Regions from separate parts of the Mus musculus genome. Here region 1 is linked to region 2. The links are chromatin loops, found by intact Hi-C in ENCODE. Cell type or tissue: heart. All regions are shown on one strand. Each heading gives the region's core, and the rest is flanking DNA. Links, peaks and the distances in the headings are about the cores only.

Region 1 (5,377 bases), core at 81-5,080, 48 kb before region 2:
CCTGCCTTTTGCCCTTCTAGGCATTGATTGCCCACAGGACTCTCCTTCCACCTGCCTCCCCACCTCTGATGTTCGTGTTGAGCAGATTGCTCCAGGGCAGAGTCCACAGGTGAAGGAGGCGCTCACGCACGGGGTGACTGAGCGGATTGCTGGGTGGGGTGACAGGATGCATGGCTTAGACTTTTCAAAAACTGCCTGGGAGTTCCACTGTTGACACCATCACCACATGACACAGGGAGAGCTGGCAGGATTAAAAGAAGTTTTCCATATGACTTAGCACCTTGTGTATCTACCGCTCCTCACTTCTGCTTCTGGGGATCCATCCATTAAACGGTTATCATTTTACAATACTGTACATGGCAGTGAAGAACTGAATTTTGTCATGCTGAATGAGTGTGTGTGTGTGTGTGTGTGTGTGTGTGTGTGTGTGTGTGTGTATACACATGTAAACTGTGTTAACATGAGGCAGGTATGTAGCTCAGGGGTAGAGTCCTTGCCTAGCAAGCTTGAGGCCCTGGGGTCCATTCTCAGAACAACAAAGTGTTTGACTATTACATTAAATATAAACTGGAAAAAGGCAGAGGTTTTGTTTTTGGATTTTTTGTTTGTTTGTTTGTTTGTTCGTTTTTGTTTTTTGAGACTGGGTTTCTCTGTATAGTCCTGGCTGTCCTGGAACTCACTTTGTAGACCAGGCTGGCCTCGAACTCAGAAATCCGCCTGCCTCTGCCTCCTGAGTGCTGGGATTAAAGGCATGCGCCACCACGCCCAGTGAGATTTTTTTTTAATAATGTTTTATATAAATTCTCTAAAGCTGGGTATAGTGGTGCACTTTTTAAATCTCAAGTCTCAAGCTCCAGGCCATCCTGGTCTATGCATTAAATTTCAGGTCAGCCAAGGGCTACATAATAAGATCTCTCTCTCTCTCTCTCCATATATATTACACATGTGTATATTTAAAGATTGTGTATATATGTCTATATATATGTATATATATGAATTCTCAAGAATTTATTTTGAATATATTCATCACTCAGGTCCTCCCAGATCCTACTCATTCAACTTCTTGCTGATTCTCTCTCTCTCTCTCTCTCTCTCTCTCTCTCTCCCTTTTCCTCTCTCTCTCTCTCTTTCTCTCTCTCCTCTCTCCTCCCCTCCCCTCCCCTGTATCCCTCCCCAGTTTCTGTTGCCTGCTATTCTTGCATGTGGAGCCTACCTAGGGTATGGTCGCTATACCTTGGGGTCCAACCATGACTTAACCTCTCCAGGTAGCTATCAACCCCAGTGGTTCCTCAGCTGGGTGTGACCTTCCTGTCCACCTCCCTACTCCACGCTGGTATTGTGTCTGCTTTGTCTCGCTCACTGTGGTGTGCAGGCTGTAAGTGTGGGAGAGCTTTTGTGGTGTTCTTGAGTGGATCCCTTGTCTGCTCAGTGTCTGAGGTATAGAGACTCAGTTAATATTCACTTAAAGAAGAAACAGGCCAGGCAGTAGTGGAGCACACCTTTAATCCTAGCACTTGGGAGGCAGAGGCAGGTGGATTTCTGAGTTTAAGGCCAGCCTGGTCTGCAGAGTGAGTTCCAGGACAGCCAGGGCTACATAGAGAAACCCTGTCTCAAAATAACAAAGAAGAAGAAGAAGAAGAAGAAGAAGAAGAAGAAGAAGAAGAAGAAGAAGAAGAAGAAGAAGAAGAAGAAGAAGAAGAAGAAGAAGAAGAAGAAGAAGAAGAAGAAGAAGAAGAAGAAGAAGAAGAAGAAGAAGAAGAAATAAAGGTTGCATGAGTGCATTAAATAATCCAGCATTTAAAAATAATCCACTAAAAATTATATACTTGCATACTGTGTGTGTGGCAAGTGCCTATACCTGCTGAGACATTTCCCAGGCTAGCCTGGAGTTTACTATGTAAACCAGACGCTGCTTCTGACTCCCGAGTACAACCAATCACCACTCCGGCAATTTTTTGTTTTTTCTAAATCCACTATTTTTTTTAAGGGATTCATTATACTTTTTTTAAAAAAGATTTATTTATTTATTATATGTAAGTACACTAGCTGTCTTCAGACACACCAGAAGAGGGAGTCAGATCTCGTTAGGGATGGTTGTGATCCACCATGTGGTTGCTGGGATTTGAACTCAGGACCTTCGGAAGAGCAGTCGGGTGCTCTTACCTGCTGAGCCATCTCACCAGCCCTAAATCCACTATTTTTGTAACACTGTCCACTATGTCTTAGTTAGAAGAAAATACTGAAACCTGCTGGAAAGGACCGGCCTGAAGATCCCCTCAGCTCTACAATGCGTGGTAATAGGACTTCCGTGGACAGTGGACTTCATTTAGCGTCATCTGATCTTAATTATCAGCTAATTAGTTCTCAGCCTGGAGCAGTTCTCCCTCCAACCAGGGAGACATTTGGAAACCCAAAGGGGTGTTTTTGGCGTCACAGTGATGAAGGAGGTTGTTGCTGGAATGTGAGGCTAAGGAGTCAGGGATGCCAGGCGACCCGCCAAAGACATGCTAATGAGCCTCCGGAAGAAACACCACCTGGGTGGCCAAATCCCAAGGGTTCTAATTGTGTCTCCGGGACTCCACCCCCGTACTGGTACAGACAGGGTTGTTACAGACAGGTCAGCAGAAGGTAATGGAGGCATCAGAAAACCAGGGAAAGGGTGGGAGGTGACGTGAAGGACTGCTGATAGGGATAGGCATCCCTGGGCTTGAAATAAACCCAGTCCGTGGCATCCTCGGATGCTCCCAGGGTGTTTAAAGGAGAAGCCACGCCAGACTAGGGCGTACTGAAAGCTGACGGTGGAAAGGAAAGATCCATGAGCCCTGCCAGGAAAATCCCAGGGTGGATCCCAGGTCAGAGGCCCAGACCTGACAGCTCCTCCACGCCTCCAAGAAAAAGTACAACAAATTCCGTTCCCCACGCTCCCCAAGGGGTGAAGGTGGTGCAGCCCAGGCCAAATCTGCGCCCCCCCCCCGGGCTCCGCGGTGTTGGAAGCCACCAGCGTGGGAAGGCCCAGCTGCATTTCCGCCCTGCACTGCGCTCGCACCTCCCAGCCCCTGCCCGCGCTACCATCTTACGGCCACTAGGTGGTGCCTGCGCTCTAGTGGCGCCTGTCTGGCGCCGGCGAGGGAGACAGATGGAACCAGAGTCCTAGGGTTCCGGGGACTGGAGGACAGCGCCGGCAGCTAAGGTAAGGATTCCTCGGGCGTGTCCCTAGAATGTCTGAGGCTGGGGTGGGTTGGCCGCCGCGCAACCTCGTTTGTGGTTTGCATTGATGACCAACGAGGACAGAGCGGCCACATGTGCTGTTGCCCCAAGAGGACCTGGAGCCCCGCTGTCCCAGAGCTGGGCCTAAGCTGAGCAGAACCCCAGGTCCCTGGCTCGCACTCAGACATCCTTCACGAGCCTGGGCCTCCGGAAGGCACGCCCAGCCCCCACACAGCAAGTCTTCAACACAGAAAGGTGGGACTGCTGTCCTAGGGTGCCTCCAGTTGAGCTGAGGGGAGAACAGGATCGCAGCACTTCTCAAACTTGGGCATGCATTGATTGTTGGTTAAGGGATAGTAAGGCATGCTGCTGTCTGGGTTCCATGCCTCCACCCCCACCCCGAGCCCCAGATGTAATTGGTTTGAGTTGGACGTGGGGAGCTTTTATTAAAAACTTCCCCCAGGGGATTCCAGCTTGCAGCCAGATTCAAGGGCTCTTTGACCAAAAGAGTTAGAGAAGACCCTATTACAAGCCCGGAAGGCTTCTCTTCCCTCCCCCTCCCTCTTGCCTTTTCAACCAGCAATTGCCTCTGCCTTTGGGCTGTCAAACTCAGTGTGACAAGCCAACACCCTACCCCAAAGGGTGGAACTCAGAAGTGCCAGAGAAAAGAGAGCCAATCAAATCATGTACAGTATGAAAGGGTTCCCCAAGTGGATAGGAGGAGAGAGGGGTTCTCCCCCACTCTAATCCCAGATGAGTGCAGGAGTGGATCCAGGCTGCACTCATCCTTCTGATCAATGGAGCCAAGCACACCCGGGGGCGGGGGGGGGGGGTGGACGACGACTTTGTAACTAGTAAAAAATGGCCCCGTGAATCTTATGTAACAGCCAAGTGTTAGCAGCAGGAGCCTGGACTCTCCAGAGCCAGCCCTCCCTTATTTGTGTCTTTAAATAAACTCACTCAATCACCCTCACTTTCAGTTTCCACATCTATGGAATGGGTACAGAGGTATAAAACTCTCAAGAGTTGCTATGGGAACGATTAAGACTGAAAGCCTGTGTTTACAGATAGTAGTTCTGTGCCAGGCACAGTTCATCCTGTGCACCATCACAACTCTTATCATAATCCACAGAGTAGCAGGTACTGTAGACAGAAGTAACCCATCTGGGAGCTAAGATACCCCACTTTGATGTCCCAAAAGCTGGGACTTAGGAACCAAAGGGCTTGCTGGAAGTTATCAACATGATCAGAGGCAGACTAGGAGCTAGGAATGTGGCTTTGTTGCTAGAGTGCTTGCTAAGTATACATGAGACCCTAGGTTCTCTCTCTCTCTCTCTCTCTCTCTCTCTCTCTGTCACACACACACACACACACACACACACACACACCACACATACACACACACACACACACACACACACACACACCAAGCAGATACCTAGTCCAGGGGTGAACCCATGGTCACGAGCATGACCCTTCCACTGAACTTCTTCAATCCATCAATGGAAATATAATCGTTATCCAGCACGTACTGTGTGCCAGGTAGGCTTCCTGACACAAACCATAAAATGTGGGCAAGACAGAGAGGGGTAAATCAGCCCTCTATGAACTCATACACAACAATGAAAACAGCTAGGAGTTCACGAGATCTACATTATATTTAACAAACTCAAAGACTTGCTAAATTGGATTGTGTCTCCCCAAATCAATACCCCTGGTACTTTGACAGTCATATTTGAACCTTTCAGAACATCAAAAATATTGTCGCCTGAGTTCAGTGTGTTAGTGCACACCTTTAATCCCAGCACTCAGAAGGCAGAAGCAGATGGTTCTCTAAGTTCGAGTCCAGTCTGGTCTACAATTTGAGTTCCAGAACAGCCAGGGCTACCCAGAGAAACCCTGTCTTGAAAAAAACAAAAACAAACAAAGAAAAGAAAAAGTTGTCAACCAATGTTCCTGTCCTGAGCTGAGGTCAAACAAGAAAAAGTTTTGTCATCTCTCTTCAGGTGTCCATCTGCAAACAATGGCTGGCTTCTATTCTAATAATGGCTTCCTATTCTATTCTATTTCTATTCTAATGGCTTCCCTTCTGGCTTTCGGGCTTTACTAGGGATACGAAAGTCACATGCGTTTTGTGCAAGGTGAACTTTACTGTCAATCTTGGTCTTTC
Region 2 (5,377 bases), core at 130-5,129:
GCCTTCCATTTTTTGTTGAGCCCTGCACCATTCATATCAGGTCATTTGGCTTTGGCTGTATTTATCTGTGTGCTTGGAATCTGCTGAGCCCACTGCAGATTTCCCCCACCCCCACCCCTCTACTACCTTGCCTGTCCTACCCATCCTTAATCTTGCCATTCCTTCGCTTTTATTTCATACATTTCCCAAAAAGAAATAGGGTTTTGGGTTTTTTTTTGTTTTTGTTTTTGTTGTTTGTTTTTTCTCACTTCAAAGAACACCCTGTTACATGTAGCCCTCCAGAACCTACAGGTAGCTTTCTGGAACCTACACGAAGAGTTCTGGAACGCACTGCTTCCCTTATACTTTTCGGCTGGTAGCCTTCACGCGTGCTGTTGTGTATAGCTGTGCTCCAGAGTTTGTCTCTGCAGCTGGGTTGCTGTGCTTTCTCTCGAGTTCCATGCAGAGTTTCCCTCCCACCCATGGACTGTTGGGCTGTTACCAGCTTTCCCATCACACTGGATGAGGTGATCTGGATCTCTTCATACAGGTCTTCTGGAGAAACCAGAAATGTACCCATTCACCATTCCAACAGCCATGACCTTGATGATGACCTGTATCCCTTCATTGCTGGATAGTCTTCCCCACTGGAAGGATGCAAATGGAAACTCACTGTGTTCACTTGGAGCTTATGTACTGTCCAAAGGTGTTTTACAGCTGTGGGTAGTTCGGCGGGGCCCTTGAGGATCGAATGAAACACAGTATACCTCTGAAGTCTCCCCCAGTTAGCACTGCATTATCCTCTTATTTAACCTGATTCCCCATTATCCACTATAGTGCCTGGTAGCTCATTATCATCATAAAAACAACAATAACACAGTAATTATAGATAACATTTATTCAGTTAACTGAGTGCCAGGTACTATGCTAAACAGCACCTCTTCCTTTATGATTATAATATCACTCACCCATTCATAAACCCTAGAAGGTAGGTTCCATGTCATTTCACATTTTGTAGATAGGGATGGAAGTGAAGACTCTGCCCCAAAATCACAGAAGTAGTAAATGATGACGTCGGAGTCTACACCTGACACTGAAGCTCTTAATACCACATCATAGCTGCCCAATAAAATCCTTTTTCAAATCTTTAGTTAAGTTTTCTATATTTGTTTTTAATTTATTTAGGGGCAGGGTTTTATAATGTAGCCTTGGGTGCCTTGGAATTATGTAGACCAGACTGGCTTCAGACTCACAGATCTGCCTTCCCTTGTCTCCCAAGTGCTCGTATTGAAGGTGTGCTCCATACGTATCTGTGTGTATGCATATATGTGGCGGGGTGCATGTGAAGACAGGAAGAAGGCATCAGATTCCCTGTAGCTGGATAAAGGTGGGTGCTGGAAACTAAACTCAGGTTCTCCGCAAGAGCAGCAAGTGCTGTTAACTCCAGAGCCTTCTCTCCAGCCTCCCCGCCCCCCAGTAATTTCTTTAATGAAGTTTCTTCTGTCCAGAACCTTAGGAAGTACTTTTGGCTTTTTTGACTTTATAACTCATCAATTATGGTTTTTTGTTTTTGTTTGTTTGCTTTTTTGTTTTGTTTTTCAAGGCAGGGTTTCTCTGGCTGTCCTGGAACTCACTCTGTAGACCCGCCTGGCCTTGAACTCAGAAATCCCCCTGCCTCTGCCTCCCAAGTGCTGGGATTAAAGGCATGCACCACCACTGCCGGGCATCAATTATATTTTAAATGTATCCATGTTTTGCTTACGAACAAAGCTTAAAGTAATTTTAATATCTTTAAATGTAACTCACGTAAGTCATAATTAGTTACGCTTTCTCAGTAAGCACTGTGCTGACTTGAGAACTCACCATGAGAGAGAACTAACCTACAGATTGTTCTCAAATGTCAAGAGGTGTTCACAGTTCCTTCTTTATCAAAAAAACAAAACAAAACAAAAAAAAACAAAAACAAAAAACCTATATCCTGTTACTATATTTTTTTCTGGCATTATTCACACTTACTACCCCTAGCACATCATCTAAGTAACATGTTATTGTGTCTATTACTGACCTGTATAACTCTGTCATACGATGTTCATTTACTAACCCCATGTGTTCATGATGCCTGGCACACAGGCTGCCCCAAATGTTTGTGGGATGTCTGAAATCCGAGAGTGAATGAATGAATGAAATGAACAGGAAACCGAACAAGTCGTGACATTTGCTTTCGTATTCAGATTTTGTGCTTTTTTTTTGTTAAAAAAAATAATTTTTTTTTTAGCTGACTAGGTTTTCATATTTCAGACATTCCTTTAGACTGGTCAAGAAGCTGAGAAACCGTGATTTCGTACCTATTGTGTGCCTAAGAGATCAAACAGGCATAACCTGGACACCCAAATCAATGCTTTACTGTCGTTTCCTTTATCTCTTATAAAGCAACAGTGGGCGGCCTGCTTCATCAAGTATAGACTCTGGCAAAAAAGCAGAACGCCTTTGTTTTCTAAACAAAAAAACTCCTGGCAGCTCTCATATAGCTGTCTGGATCAGCCTTGGGTATTCCAACTCAAGGCACCCATTACACACACAAAACATCTGATATTTGTGTAACAGGTCCTTAACCCCTGGCCGTGGTGCTTATTGCCGAAGGGGCGGTGGTGCACTAGATAGCTGCAGAACTCAGTAACTTCCCTCCCCGTGAAACAGTCTGTGGCTCAGTTCTCAAAGCTGGGCCAAACAAGTAATTATAGCTTCCCTCTGTGGTGTGCAGGGCAGGAGGCTGATTTAATAAAGGAAGCCTGCTGTCTGTCTCCAGCCTGCTTGTGACTCATGGAACCCGGGAGTCCCGGCAGCACTACCCGAAGAGGGTGGTGAGCGGCTGGGGGTGGGAGGTAAAGGGGTAGCCAGCTCAGCTAGCCAGAGCCCCAAGAATGAGGAAACTCCCCGCTTGGCGGGTAGGAACCAGCAGCTGGAGCCAGAGGAAGTGAGGCTGGGACAGAGCAAGCAGCTGCTGCTTCTCCCCGGAAAGAAGGCTCGTGCCATGTGGACATCTACAATAAAATGGGTTAGTGGTTTTTATATTCAGAATCGGGGCGGAGGGGGCACAATCAGATTGCCTCTGTTAGGGGTGGCTGCCTGCCTGCCTGACTCTATGTGATATGCCAGTGGCCTTGGTTTCTCTGGAGGTCTGGGTGGATGGAGTCTGGATTGATCCTGGATGTTAATTTGGTTTCTCACTTTGGCAGGGAGGTGGCTAATGAGGTGTTCACAGCCGCAGAGACAGTGGGAGGGGGTGGTTTTAGCTGCTCGTGGGCTGACAGCTGCTTTGGAGAGGATTTGGATGCCACCTCCGATAGGTCACCACAGGTCATCTTATCCTTCCTACGGTCTCCAGCAGCTTCTTCCTCCTTTGCTGACAATCAGCCAGACAGGCAACTTGACCTCCTCTGTCTCCTGCTGGCCCTGCCGGCAGGGAGATTCCAGAGTCATCCCTCCCTCCCTCCCTATCCTTCCCGCTGAGTCACCACACCTCCCGGTCAGGTGATCCTCCCCTGGGCCCTTCTGAGAGCACCTTGACCTATATTCCGAACTCCGTGACGGTAGATTGTAATTGTCCCGAGACAAGGCCCGCCAGGCAGCGGGCACGGTGCCCTGGTAGCCCCGGCTGCAGACAGACGCCCCGGGCAGCGGGAGGGGCGCTCCCTCCCCCGGAAGCCAGCAGCGAGAGGCCTGGAAATGGAAAGTTAAGAGGCTGGAGGCTGTGTGCAGGCGGGTGGCAGAGGAGGGTGGTGGCAAGCTGAGTCAGCTGGGAAAGCCGACAGCTAGCCACTGGGAGCTGCAGGCTCACCCCTGCCCCTCCCCAACCCCCTCTCTGAGGGATGCCAGCTCAAGGCCAGATGCGGGACAAACGCCATTGTGGCTGGCGACATGACCGCCCACCCGAAGGGGAGAAGTGAGTTAAGATGTCAATAACGGGACAAACCTTGATGTTTCATCTGGTCAGTCAGCCTAGGAAAACACACACAGGGGGCAAGCTGTCATCCCTACGTTACCCACAGAATGGCCTCTACGTGTCTTGTGTATGGGTTCTTTGTGCAATCCTGTGCAGTCTTTGTGTCTTCTGAAAGAGAGGGCAGTGGGGGTGCTGTGGGAAAAGGGACTGAGAGAGGAGTCAGAGTCAAACTTGAAGCCCCGTCCCCGGGCATAGTGCCTGAAAAAGGTGACCAATAGCCAAAGATCACAGTCCCCTTTGAGTTGGAAAGAGCTCTGAATTCAGAGGCATTCTTAAAATCTCCCTTCAACAGCCAGCAGTACTGTGTGTGACCTTACAAAGTTAAGTCCATCAGTCCAGTGGGGATTTTAGTAGACTGCTTCTACTGAATCTCAGGGTCCACATTAAATCCGATGACTAGAGTAAGGTTTATTCGTTATGTATAAGGGTGCATACCTGAGCCCGCACTTGGTGGTACAGGCTAGGAATCTCAGGTAACTGGTAGGCTGAGGCAGGGTGATCAAAACTTCAAAACCAGCCTGGGCAACTTAGTGAGACCTTTTGTTCAAAATAAAAAGCAAAATAAACAAGTAAAAAATAAATAAATAAATAAATAAATAAATAAATAAATAAATAAATAAATAAATAAAATGAGGAAGGGCTAGAGAGATAGCTAAGAAGCTAAGCATTGGCTGCTTTTCCAAAGGGACACAGATTTGATTCCCAGTAACCACTTAACATTACATCATTTCCAAAGGTGTTTCTTCAGGCCTCTGGGATACCAGGTACATGCACGAGGCATAGACATACGTGTAGACAAAAATGCCCAAACACATAAATCAACAAAAATAAATAAGTAAATAATAAAAGACAAAGAGCTGAGATCCAGGTATGGTGGATTGCACCTATAACTCCAGTACTTGGGAATTAGAGTCGGGGAATCAGAAATTCACAGTAATCTTCAGCTACATGAGGCGAAAATCTGAGGCTAGCCAGGGCTGCGTGAAACTGTCTCAGGAAGGGATGGGGGAGGGAACAAGAGGCGGAGTCACCGCTGACTTTAGGGTTATCTACCTTATCAAGCAGACAGCCCCACAAGTTAGTCTTACTTGTTTTATTCCCTTATATAAGAAAAGATACATGTTTATCATAGTTTAGGTAAAAGCCTGCAGATGAGGCACACTTTTCAATGTTGCTTTTGCTTGTTTCTCCCCTCCCAGGCTCAAAGCCAGAATGATACTAAGTAAGCTCTCCATTACCAAGCAACGCCCTTAACCCCAGCACAGTTTTCATTTATATTTAGACAAGGTTTCCTGTCTGTAGGTTTCAGGCTGGGATTGAACTCACAATGAGCTTGACCTTGCACTTTGGTTCTTCCTATCTCCAATTCTCCAGTGCTGGGGTGACAAGCACAAA

Evidence for each region. A loop is a pair of places that touch in the nucleus more often than their neighbours do. Peaks named below come from ENCODE experiments on the same cell type or tissue, not always from the same donor. Only the 100,000 strongest peaks of a DNase experiment are listed, where the experiment ranks them.
Region 1: a loop joins it to region 2, with 2.5 times the contacts of the local background. A loop is called at or near these places in 22 of 42 quality-filtered maps.

The regions. Positions count from the first base shown.
Region 1 is chr8:90,825,725-90,831,101 of GRCm38, forward strand. It overlaps Chd9 (chromodomain helicase DNA binding protein 9), which reads left to right and starts at 3,111. Exons shown (of 40, transcript NM_177224.2): 1 at 3,111-3,190. In heart, for the core only: a CTCF peak has its summit at 3,084 (motif pointing right); DNase peaks (open chromatin) are centred at 3,077 and 3,837; H3K4me3 peaks cover 1,751 bases; H3K27ac peaks cover 1,516 bases.
Region 2 is chr8:90,873,675-90,879,051 of GRCm38, forward strand. All of the region lies in intron 2 of Chd9 (chromodomain helicase DNA binding protein 9), which reads left to right. Among named protein-coding and RNA genes, the nearest start is that of Chd9, 48 kb to the left of the region's middle. In heart, for the core only: no CTCF peak of the experiment used is centred there; DNase peaks (open chromatin) are centred at 2,857 and 3,647; H3K4me3 peaks cover 1,812 bases; H3K27ac peaks cover 1,794 bases.